Linked DNA regions of Homo sapiens: regions 1 and 3 are each linked to region 2. Evidence: read pairs that join two places in POLR2A ChIA-PET (ENCODE). Cell type or tissue: HepG2. All regions are shown on one strand. Region 1 has its middle 59 kb from the start of SELENOP. Region 2 holds the start of SELENOP (selenoprotein P). Region 3 has its middle 75 kb from the start of SELENOP.

Region 1 (4,000 bases), 59 kb after region 2:
AAAAACAAGAATAGCTACTCCTGCTCCCCTTTGGTGTTCATTTGCATAGGATATCTTTTTCCACCTCTTTACCTTAAGTTTACATGAGTCCTTAAGTGTTAGGTGAATCTCCTGAAGACAGCAGAAACTTGCTTGGTTAATTCTTGTCCATTCTGCCATTCTGTATTTTTTAAGTGGTGTATTTAGGCCATTTATATTCAATATTAATATTGAGATGTCAGGTACTATTCTATTCATCACGCTATTTGTTGCCTGAGTACCTTGTTTTTTGTTTTTGGGTTTTTTTTTCCATTGTATTATTGTTATGTAGGTCCTGTGAGATTTATGCTTTAAGGAGGTTCTGTTTTGGTGTATTTTGAGGATTTGTTTCAGGATTTAGAGCTCCTTTTAGCAGTTCTTGTAGTGCTTGCTTGCTGGTGGCAAATTCTCTCAGCATTTGTTTGTCTGGAAAAGACTGTATCTTTCCTTCACTTATGAAGCTTAGTCTCACTAGTTACAAAATTCTTGGCTGATAATTGTTTTGTTTAAGGGGGCTAAAAGTGGGGGTCCCAATCCCTTCTAGCTTGTAGGATTTCTGCTGAGAAATCTGTTGTTAATCTGATAGGCTTTCCTTCATAGGTTACCTGATGCTTTTGCTTCACATCTCTTAAGATTCCTACCTTCATCTTGACATTAGATAACCTGATGACTATGTGCCTAGGTGATGATCTTCTTGTAATGAATTTCCCAGGTGCTCTTTGAGCTTCTTCTATTTAGATGTCTAGATCTCTAGCAAGGCTGGGGATGTTTTCCTTGATTATTCCCTCAAATATGTTTTCCAAACTTTTAGATTTCTCTTCTTCCTCAGGAACACCAATTATTCTTAGGTTTGGATATTTAACATAGTCCCAAACTTCTTGGAGGCTTCTTTCTTCATTTCATTCTTTTTTCTCTGTCTTTGACGGGTTGGGTTAATTCAAAAGTTTTGTCTTCGAGCTCTGAAGTTCTTTCATCTGCTTGTCTGATTCTACAGCTGAGACTTTCCAGTGCATTTGCATTTCTCTAAATGTGTCCTTGATTTCCAGAAGTTGTGATTATTTTTTATTTATGCTGTCTATTTCACCGAAGATCTTTCCTTTCATGTCCTGTATCATGTTTTTTTTATTTTTTTAGGTTGGATTTCACCTTTCTCTGGTGCCTCCTTGATTAGCTTAACAATTGACCTTCTGAATTCTTTTTCTGGCAATTCAAATTTTGTCTTGATTTAGACCCATTGCTCATGAGCTGGTGTGATCTTTTGGGGGTGTTAAAGAACCTTGTTTTTTCATATTACCAGAGCTGTTTTTCTGGTTCCTTCTCATCTGGGAAGACTATGTCAGAGGGAAGATCCAGGACTCAAGGGCTGCTGTTCAGATTCTTTTGTCCCACAGGGTGCTCCCTTGATGTGGTGTTCTCCCTCTTCCCCTAGGAATGGGGGTTCCTGAGAGCCAAGCTGTAGTAATCGTTTTTCCTCTTCTGGGTCTAGCCACCCAGTGGAGCTACCAAGCTCCCGGCTGGTACTGGGGAGTGTCTGCAAAGAGTCCTGTGATGTGATCTGTCTTCAGGTCTTTCAGCCGTGGATACCAGCACCTGTTCTGGTGCAGGTAGCAGGGGAATGAAGTGGACTCTGTGAGGGTCCTGGGTTGTATTTTTGTTTAGTGCACTGGTTTTGTGTTGGTTGGCCTCCAGCCAGGAGGTGGTGCTTTCAAGAGCACATCAGCTATGGTAATATAGGGAGGATGTAGACTTGCCCTAGGGCCACCTATTTGTATTCAGGTTTCTCAGGTGGTGGGCAGGACCATAGAACTCCCAAGAGATTATGACCTTTGTCTTCCGCTGCCAGGGTGGGTAGAGAAAGACCATCAGGTAAGGGCAGGGATAGGCTTGTCTGAGCTCAGACTTTCCTTGGGCAGGGCTTGCTGTGGCTGTTGTGGGGGATGGGGGTGTGATTCCTAGGCCAATGGAGTTAGATTCTCAGGGAATTATGGCTGCCTCTGCTGAGTCATACAGGTTGCCAGGGAAGTAGGGGAAGGCCAGCATCACAGGCCTCACCCTGCTCCCATGCAGCCAACAATCCTAAAGGCTGGTCTCATTCCCACTGTGCTTCTACAGTAGCAACGAGTTTATTTCCAGGCAGCCGATGCCCAGGGCTCAGAATTTGCCCCAGACCATAAGCTTCCCTGCTGAGAAAGCAAGCCTACTCATAGTTTTTCGGTATCTCAGGAAGCCTGCAGCAGTGATCCAGTTCTTTAGATTCTCTCGGCATTCCTGGTATGTTCCTGCAGTAGTTCCTGGAGGAAAAGTTCTTGATGTGAGTCTCCACATGCTGCCCTGTCTATCTGAGCAGCAGCTGCAAGCTAGTCCTGCCTCCTATCTGTCATCTTCTGCTATCTCCTCTTACTTGCCTGCTTTGGAGGAGCTTGTAAATGCCATTTCTGTCCAGTTTTGCTTTGCAAAGGAAGGTTCCTTAACACCTACCCACTTTCCCAGGGACTCCCACATGGGAGCAATACTGCCAAAACAAGCTTTGGCTCCTTCTTTAGACAAACCCTTTACCTTGAAAGACTGATTCTCATAGAGGGTCAATAAACCATTTTCTTTCTTCTACAATGAAATAATTTAGTTTCAAATTCTTAGAAAAATCAAGCCAGAATCATGGGCTCCTACAGTCTATGCAAGATGTTTCATCATATTTCTTGCCTTTGGCTGATTTTTTAAAAATCAATAGATCTTTTCTGGCCAAAACAATTCCTTTCACAGTTCTATTTTAGTAAGAAATTATTTGAATTCTTCCTCATTCTCCGAGTAGAGTTTTAAGTTGAGACTGAGCTGCAGAATTAAAGATGAAATTCCTTACCCACTTTCACTGGGCAGCCAATCTCACAGGGAGTCAGAGAACCAGCAAGTCAGACAAACCCCTAGATTTCCTGGGACCTGCACTCTGAGGTCGTCAGCCTCTACAGAACAGGGGCTATGGACACTAAGGTGATGAGAGCCCTACCATCCCCAGCTTAGGTTGTGCGCCCACTCCGCATCTACTCCCATCACAATAGGGACTTACTGAGATGAGAAGGGGATAATCTAATGCAGGAGTGGATCCATAGAGCCGTCATCATTTATCTTTGTTTTCAGTGTTTAAAATCACACACACAGGCCAGGCGCAGTGGCTCACGCCTGTAATCCCAGCACTTTGGGAAGCCGAGGCCGGTGGATCACAAGGTTAGGAGATTGAGACCATCCTGGCTAACACGGTGAAACCCCGTCTCTACTAAGAATACAAAAAATTAGCCTGGCATGGTGGCACGTGCCTGTACTTCCAGCTACTCAGGAGGCTGAGGCAGGAGAATGGCGTGAACCTGGGAGGCGGAGGTTGCAGTGAGCAGAGATCTCGCCACTGCACTCCAGCCTGGGCAACAGAGCGAGACTCCATCTCAGGAAAAAAATAAAATAAAATCACACACACAAATACCCACACATATGTGATGTTTACTCTGTTGCCAAACACATAGAGCTGTGACTCAGGTTTCATATTTAAGCAGCTGATGTTGGATACTATCGCATTTCATGGTTAACCATGTTTTGTAGAGTTGCCAATTGTTTTCCCCCTTCTGAGACGACAGGACACTAATTTGGTGTGGCACATGGGTTGGGCATGGAGTGTGGAAGGATGCCTCTTCCTCACTGCTACATTAATATAAACACCTTTTAATGCTGTTAGTGAAATGGTTTATACCTACGAAGAGACCACATTTCTGAATAGCATAAAGGTCAGGGTCTTCATTTCCCTTACAAGAGCCTGTCAGAGAAAGAGACAAGAATGGTATTGCCTATCAATGCTAGGGTTTTGGTGCAGAGGCTACTGTTACATTAAATGTATATTATGTATAAAGATTTCAATTTCTAGACTGTTTTTAAACTGTCATTTGCTCTTCATCATAAAAGACAGTAACTACCTGGGTGATGATTATAAGCAGAGCCCTAG
Region 2 (4,000 bases):
TAAAAATAATTCAAGCTGTTTTATTTCTTAATAGAAAGGCTAGGTTTTCTCTGTTTCCTAGACCACAAATTCAGTAGTTACAGAACCTTGGCAAAAAATCAGCACTTGGTTTTTTCACTTTGCCACAGAGCACATATTTATTTATCTATTTATTTATTTATTTATTTTTTGAGACGGAGTCTTGCTCTGTTACCCAGGCTGGAGTGCAATGGCGCAATCTCAGCTCACTGCAAACTTCGCCTCCCGGGTTCAAGCAATTCTCCTACCTCACCCTCCCAAGTAGCTGGGATTACAGGCTCTCGCCACCACGTCCTGCTAATTTTTTTATTTTTAGTAGAGACGGGGTTTCACCATGTTGGCCAGGCTGGTCTTACACTCCTCACCTCGTGATCCGCCTGCCTTGGCCTCCCAAAGTGCTGGGATTACAAGCGTGAGCCACCGCGTCCAGCCCAGAGCACATATTGCAAGTAGCTGAATGGTGAATACAAATGAAAAGACTGTTTCACTCATTTCCCTCATTTAGGTTTATGATGAAAAAATAACCCATTGGCAGAGAGTTGTAGCTTAAGAGTTCACACTTTCGGATTTCTTCTGTCATTATAATCAACAGGCTGCTCAATTTTGTTTTCTTAAAATTATTTCTTACACCGTAAACCTTTGATAATTATAGTTGTCAGACAGCTATATAAAAATAATGAAGATAAATAACAAAATTGGGTTTCCTGGAAGCTGATCCAATAAGAATTGAAAAGTAGTTGTAAATTTCACTATGTCACCACTTTTCAATTGCGAAACTTAAATTTCATGGCCACATTCAGACCTACATTTATTTAAAATTACTCATTAAAAAGCAGGATATGTACAAACTTTCTCTGTCCTCCACCTCTGAACTTTAGGCCAGCATCTGAAAGCCCCTAATTCACCTGAATGCTCTCATTCACCATTTAAAATACAAAAGTTTGCATTTAATCACAGACCACCTAATTGTTGACATGGGTTTTAGCTTCTTTAAGGGTGACCACTTCTGCACTGTGGACTGAACCTACTGTACCCCATTCCACCACTTTTTCTTCTGAAACTGCTCACAATATCCCTGGACATTTCTACAACACTAGAATGAGCATATTTCAGTGTCTGCTCTTCAAATCCAAATGGCTGGGTTTTTTCCCTGTTTGTTCTTACTCTGCCCTTCAGTGGAAAATATTTAAATTTGAACATATAATACTGCCTATGTAACATCACAACAGATTATAGAATAAAAGGTTTGGATTTCTCCAGCTTCCTCTGCTCTCAGCTGTGCAGAAGACAGGGCAGAAATCAAGAACTGACAAATGTGCGCACTGGGAACTTCACCTACCACACCTAAGTTCAGACTCTTCTTATTCTTTTTCTCTTTTATTATTTTTATTTCCTCTATCCACCAGTTTTCTGAATCTATTCTATGGAAAAAAACAATTTATCAGACTCAAAAAATATTTACCAAACTTTAAAAGAATAAAGTATCAGAAAACACGAAGTTCCTACTTACACAACCACTTCCAACGGGCCTGCTTCCTTTCTCTTTGCTTTACTCTGGCAGCTCCACAAAGCCACAGCAGCACACTCTGATATTTATAGTCCTGTTGTTTACCTCACCCCTCAGGTATAGTCCAAAGTTCAATGTTCATTCTTGCAGTGACCTTGCAAGCAGAGCAAACCCCTGAGCTGATTGTTATCAACTTAAAAGAAAGTAGCAAGTGCTGCCATGCATAATATGGGGAAAACATTTTGACAATTACTAATTTATTCCCTATCCTTTTCAGTCACCCTAGAATCTAGGATTTAATGGTACAGTCGGGGGCGGGAGGAAGGGCTAAGGGTAAACAAGGCCTCCAAGTTGCCTTCTTTCCCAAACTATAACAGGGAAAAACATTTGCTGAGCCAGCGAATTATGCTGCTGCTTTAAAAAAAAAAAAAAAAGAGAGAGAGAAGCTTTTTTTTCCTTTTGTTTTGCTTCTTGCAGTGATGAGGTGCTAGCTTAGCCCACACAGTGTGACCTTTGTTAGAAAAGTCACCTGCTGTTACAAGTTACTCTGGTCTCCTGTTGTTACAGACTTACACGTCGATTGTGTTCTATGTTTATAACTTGAATTCATATGGGATTTCACAGGACCACTGCTCTTTTCTTGTTAATTTAAGGAAATAGAAAAATAGACTTCCTATCTGAGGGAAATCAGACCTCATTTTTATTGTCACTGAAGTCGTACTTCCTGGAAGACCTATGCATCCCCAGAATTTTTTGAGGATCGAATATAAAATCTTTACAAATGTGAATACCATAAAAATAAAAATTAAAGGTAGTAGTTGGACATGGAAAGAGTGTGGAAATTTCAAGATGTACAAATGAAATAGCTAATTCCTACTATTTCAGAAGAGGGTATTTTCTTTCTGGTAACGCTTGTAAGTTGGCATGCTCACTGTAGGTGAGGTAAGGAGCAATGTCAAATGATGTCATTCCTAGATAGCAATGGTTTTCGAGTAGGCCTTGCTTTTTTCATCAATTAATTTTTTTCCAAATAATCCCCCACTGATTGCTGTATGCTGAATACTGTTGTACAAGGTGCAGGAACTACAAAGAGACTCAGATGTTATCCTTCCTTTCAAGAAACTTCCTATCAAATTAGGAGGTTACCATTTGAAATCCAAGTTCTCTTTACTTGCCCTGAGCAGTTGTTACTTGCCTTTTGGGGTCCCATATCTCTTTGAGAATCCAGTTAAAATGCACATATACATAATCATTTTTTTAAAGAGTGTCATTAAAAAAATCTTTGTACAAAGCAGATATTCCTCCCTGTAGTTCATTTCCTTGACCAATTTAAGTAGTCATATTGAGGAAAGAGAGAGACCCTCTCATATTGTTTTATACTCAGTACCTGTTTTAAGGAAAAAAAAAAACAAGGATGTGAAATCAAAGACAGGCAGCCCGGTGCCAGGCCCAAACCAGGCCTGGGCCTGCCTGGCCTAAACCCAGTAGTTAAAAATCAATTCATAACTTCGAAACCGATGTTATTCATAGATTCCAGACATTGTACAGAAGAACACTGTGAAACTCCCTGCCCTGTTCTGTTTCTCTCTGACCACCGGTGCACGCAGCCCTTGTCATGTACCCCTTGCTTGCTCCAATCAATCACAACCCTTACATGTGAAATCTTTAGTATTGTGAGCCTTTAAAAGGGACAGAAATTGTGCACTCGGGGAGCTCGGATTTTAAGGCAGTGGCTTGCCCACGCTCCCAGCTGAATAAAGCCCTTCTTTCTACAACTCAGTGTCTGAAAGGTTTTGTCTGCAGCTCGTCCTGCTACATTTCTTGGTTCCCTGACCAGGAAACGAGGTAACTGATAGACATAGACGGCAGAGCTAACCCGTTAGGCGGCTTAGGCCTGTCCTGTGGAGCGTCCCTGCAGGGGACTCCAGTCAGCCTGAGTGACGCGATCCAAAGAACGCTCCCGGGTAGGAAATTGCCCCGGTGGAATGCCTTGCCAGAGCAGCGCATAGCAGGCCCCTGCAGAGGATTAACACGGTGGCTGAACACCGGAAAGAACTGGCACTTGGAGTCGCGACATCTGAAACTTGGTAAGACTAGTCTTTGGAACTTGCCCCACTCCATCTGAGTGGAAGTGTGGCCTGATCACCCACGGCGTGCCTGTATTGGCACTTTTGTTCTGGTTTTGACTTGGCTTGACTTGGTAAGACTAGTCTTTGGAACTTGCCCCACTCCATCTGAGTGGAAGTGTGGCCTGATCACCCACAGCGTGCCTGCATTGGCACTTTTGTTCTGGTTTTGACTTGGCTTGACTTGGTAAGACTAGTCTTTGGAACTTGCCCCACTCCATCTGAGTGGAAGTGTGGCCTGATCACCCACAGCGTGCCTGCATTGGCACTTTTGTTCTGGTTTTGACTTGACTTGAATTGCTGGATACTTTGGTTTTGATTTTGACTTGGCTTGAATTTTTTGGTACTC
Region 3 (4,000 bases), 74 kb after region 2:
TTGGAGTGTTTCTGCAGGGAGCAGAGAGCAAACTCTGCCCTCCAAGTTCTGTATCTTTGCCCTTAAAACTCAGCTCTCTGAAGGGAACCATATAATATTTCTGTAATATCTCTCATAAGCAAGTAAAGATCCCTCCTTAGACTCCCTTAATTCACCTCCAACTACTGCTTTGTTCCTCAGCAACCCTTTAGAGAAAAACCTCTAAATAGAGTTGTCTGTTCTTACTGTCTTCACTTCCTTGGCTCTCATTGTGGTTTCAGCACACACTGATTGAGTGTTCACCCCTCTCACTCCCCTGAACTTGGCCTTCTCCAGACACCAGTGATCTCCATCTTAATTTACCTGTAACCATCATTGTAGCAGGTTATCACCTCCTTCCCCTTGAAAATTCTTCAGATCTCACTGGACATCTCCATTCTGCCTCTATTGATGACTCCTTTACTTCTTCCAACATTTTACCTCAGTCTTCAACACTCTTGTCTATCTACTCCCCTCTCCTTGAGTGGTCTCACTCAGTTCCATGGCTTTAAATACATTTAGATATTGAATCTCAAACCTACATCTTTACATTGGCTTAAATCTCCAGCTGCCTACTTGACATCTATGCTTGGTGAACCCTAGTCAGCCTCTCCACACTTCCTTGTTTCAATAAATGGCCCCAATATTCACCTAGTTTTTCAGACTCAAGGCATAGGAGATATTTTTACTCTTTTCTTTACACCACACCTCCAACTCATCAGAAACTTCCATTTATTCCACCTTCAAAATTTATTTCAAACTTCACCACTGTTTACCACTTTCACTGCTGCTATCTATACCAAAGAAACCATCTTTGTTCACCTAAATCCCTGCGGTAGGCTTGCACCTGGACTCCCTGATTCCTTTTATACTCTTAAGTGGTCAGGTCTCCAGATAGCAACTAGAATGATCTGCCTAAAACATAAATCAGATAATGCCTCACCCCTGCCTCAAAGTCCTACATAACACTTTGGATTTTGGTTGTTGTTTTTGTTTTGTTTTTTGAGATAGGGTCTTGCTCTGTCACACAGGATGGAGTACAGTAGCATAATCACAGCTTACTGCAGCCTCGACCTCCTGGCTCAAGCAGTCCTCCTGCCTCAGCAACCTGAGTAGCTGGGACTACAAGTGTGCAACGTCAAGCCAGGCTAATTTTTTATTTTTCGTAGACATGGGAGTCTCACTACATTGCCGAGGCTGTCCTCCAACTCCTAGGTCCAAGCAATACTCCTGCCTTGACCTCCCAAAGTTTTGTGTTTACAAGAGTGAGCCACCATAATAGGCTTCCCATAATACTTTGAATGAAACCCAAACTCCTTACCATGTCCTATAAGGTCTAAAATAACTGGCTTTTGCCTATTTCTCCAGTTTCACCTCTTTTTATTTTCTGGCTCACTTCTGCCAGTTTGACCAAATTGACCTTCTTCCTTTTCCTACAGCAGATCAAGCTCATTCTGTGCTGGATTGTCACTCTGTCCAGAATGCCCTTCTCCCTAGACATTCATATGGCTCACACTCTCCCATCTTTCCAATGTCCACTCTCTTGTCACCTTCCCAGAGAGACCTCCCTGACTGCTTCATCTTAAATAACCACCCTCTCCATCTCCTTACTCTCCAGCCTATTAACATGTTACATTTCTTCGTACTTTTCCTAACAGTATATTACATATGTATTTGTTTATTGTTCTTTCTCCTCTCTCCTACATGAAAACAAGGAAATTGTTCATTGTTAAATTCTATATGCCCAACATCTAGAACTAAGCCAAGCACTTAGTATGAGCTCAATAAATATTTGCTAAGTGAATGAGTGTATTGAGCATGGGTGACTGAAAGATGGCTAACAGTTAAAGGCAGGGTCTTGGAAAGTATATCCCAGAGAGAAGTGAACTCCCAGATAGCAAGTCTGCTTAAAGAAACTGACCTTCTCTCTGATTTTCAGACTATATGAAGCCATTACTGAAATGTCACCTGGGGATTGCTAGTGACTGTTCTTCAAACCTGTCTGAATAGTTACTGAAAGCCAAGCTTTTAACTACCATTTTCAGATAATAACAGGAAGTAGAAGAGACAGTCAGATGACCAGCATCAGAACAGCTCTGTAGCAAAAGGCACGTGAGAAAGGAACCATGCATATCCCAGTCTGAGTTTATCCTAGGATTTAACAAAGTGAAGAACAGAACACAGGAAAATTAGCAACATATCAGAGAGAGGGAAAAAAAAAAAAGATCAACAGAGAAATAAATAAAAACAAATTAAATCTGTGTTTAAAATTTTAAATTTGTATAAATATTTTAAGTAGTGATGCTTAGTTTCGGCATTCATTTCATATGCTGTTTCATGTTGTCCACATGAAGGTAAGTCAGATTGTTACATATCAAAATATGAGGGCACAGAATGGTGTGTCTGCTGCTGGATAGACACGGGTGAGTTGCTGGCTGCTGTCAATAGAATCACAAGAGAAAGGACAGTTGTTATAGTGTCTTTGCACAGACAGGGTGTGGCGCTCACCTGAATGGAGATTGGATTTTATGAGGCACTGACGTGGCTCCTGACGGTAAGTCAGATGTCTCACCCCAGCCTCGATGACCTCTCTCCCTCGTCATGCTCCTGCCTCTCCCTGCAGGAACTCCAGCCTCTTCTGTAATATCTAGCCCAGATCTTCCTTCTGGTTATGACTTCCTCAATGTCCTGATTTCCCACATGAAATGTCACAAAGCATTTTTTCTGATTTTTCTAATATAATATCTTTCCATAAAACAATGAATACCTCCAGGTCTAAATGTGGGCTGTGTGGCTGTGTGATACAGTAGCCCCTAGCCATATGTGGCTATTTAAATGTAAATTTATCAATATTAAACAAATTTTAAAATTTAATTCCTAGTCACAGTATCACATTTCAAGTGCTCACTATCCTGGTGGTAAAGGACTACTATATTGCACAATGCAAGTAGAGAATGTTTCTGTGAGACAAAATAGTAAATGTAAGAAGCTGTGTTTGTTCATTCTTGCCAGCAGAATTTCACATAATCCCTTGCCAGCAGAATTTCACAGAGCCCCTGACTTGGTGACTGAGCACAGCCCTCCAAAAGAATGCCTTGAAAACGATAAGAAGGGGAGAGCACAGATTCCCATATCTCCTGCCTGAATCAGTGCATTTTTTAGAAAAGATAAGTTCAATGATTCTGGTCCTTGCCTTTTTCTGTACAAAAAATAATGTACAACGGGATTAATGATTATGCCTCTGTAATCTATAACCAGATGTACCCTCACATCCAAACTTTGATGACATTTTGTTTGCTTGTAACTTCTGAGCACACGTAATGTAATTCCGAGCACATTTGATGTAACTTCTGAGCACATACTGAGCTGCCACCACCTGTATATAAGCAGTGGATTGAAACACTACTTTGGTGCAGTCTGACAGAAACTCCTTGAAAGACTCCTATGGGATTGCAATTCTCATTAAGTCCACAATTCTATTACCTCCAAAGTTCTTTTATATAGTACTGTCCTAGATTAAATGGCAGTAAATGTATGGGGTAAAAACAAACAAAAAAATTACTGAAAAAAATGATATGTTATCCTGCAAACAGTGAGGGATAAAAAGAACTGAAGATATTATCCTGAAGAATCCTGGAATATAAGAACTCGACCCAGAAACTGAGACTAGCAAATGACAAGGAATAGCGAGTGGGATAGAAAGAAAAACATAAGAATGTGACATCACAGATGCAGAGGAAAGAAGAGCTTTCAGGAAGGAAAGAGTGTGCAGTAATTTCAGTGCTGTTGAGAAGTCAAGTGAGATAATGATTGAAAGTATGCATTAGATGTAGTGATTAGGAAGAGATGTTGGTGATTTGAAGAAGAGAACCTTTTGAGGAATTGTGGGGGCATAAGCCGGACTGCAATGGGTAGAAATGTGACTGGGAAAGCGAAAAAGAAAAGGGCAAATATAGACAACTCTGCAAAAATAATAGTAATA

What was found. ChIA-PET counts read pairs that join two places held together with the same protein. Peaks named below come from ENCODE experiments on the same cell type or tissue, not always from the same donor. Only the 100,000 strongest peaks of a DNase experiment are listed, where the experiment ranks them.
Region 1: POLR2A ChIA-PET joins it to region 2 with 21 read pairs; 5 of 35 experiments call an interaction of 5 or more read pairs at or near these places.
Region 3: POLR2A ChIA-PET joins it to region 2 with 16 read pairs; 5 of 35 experiments call an interaction of 5 or more read pairs at or near these places.

Annotation. Positions count from the first base shown.
Region 1 is chr5:42,868,961-42,872,960 of GRCh38, forward strand. No RefSeq gene overlaps it. Among named protein-coding and RNA genes, the nearest start is that of SELENOP, 59 kb to the left of the region's middle. In HepG2, a CTCF peak has its summit at 2,385; no DNase peak of the experiment used is centred here.
Region 2 is chr5:42,810,308-42,814,307 of GRCh38, forward strand. It overlaps SELENOP (selenoprotein P), which reads right to left and starts at 1,585. Exons shown (of 5, transcript NM_005410.4): 1 at 1,529-1,585. RefSeq lists an enhancer at 1,744-2,309. In HepG2, no CTCF peak of the experiment used is centred here; DNase peaks (open chromatin) are centred at 1,714 and 3,484; H3K4me3 peaks cover 3,811 bases; H3K27me3 peaks cover 487 bases.
Region 3 is chr5:42,884,765-42,888,764 of GRCh38, forward strand. No RefSeq gene overlaps it. Among named protein-coding and RNA genes, the nearest start is that of SELENOP, 75 kb to the left of the region's middle. RefSeq lists an enhancer at 2,089-3,288. In HepG2, no CTCF peak of the experiment used is centred here; no DNase peak of the experiment used is centred here.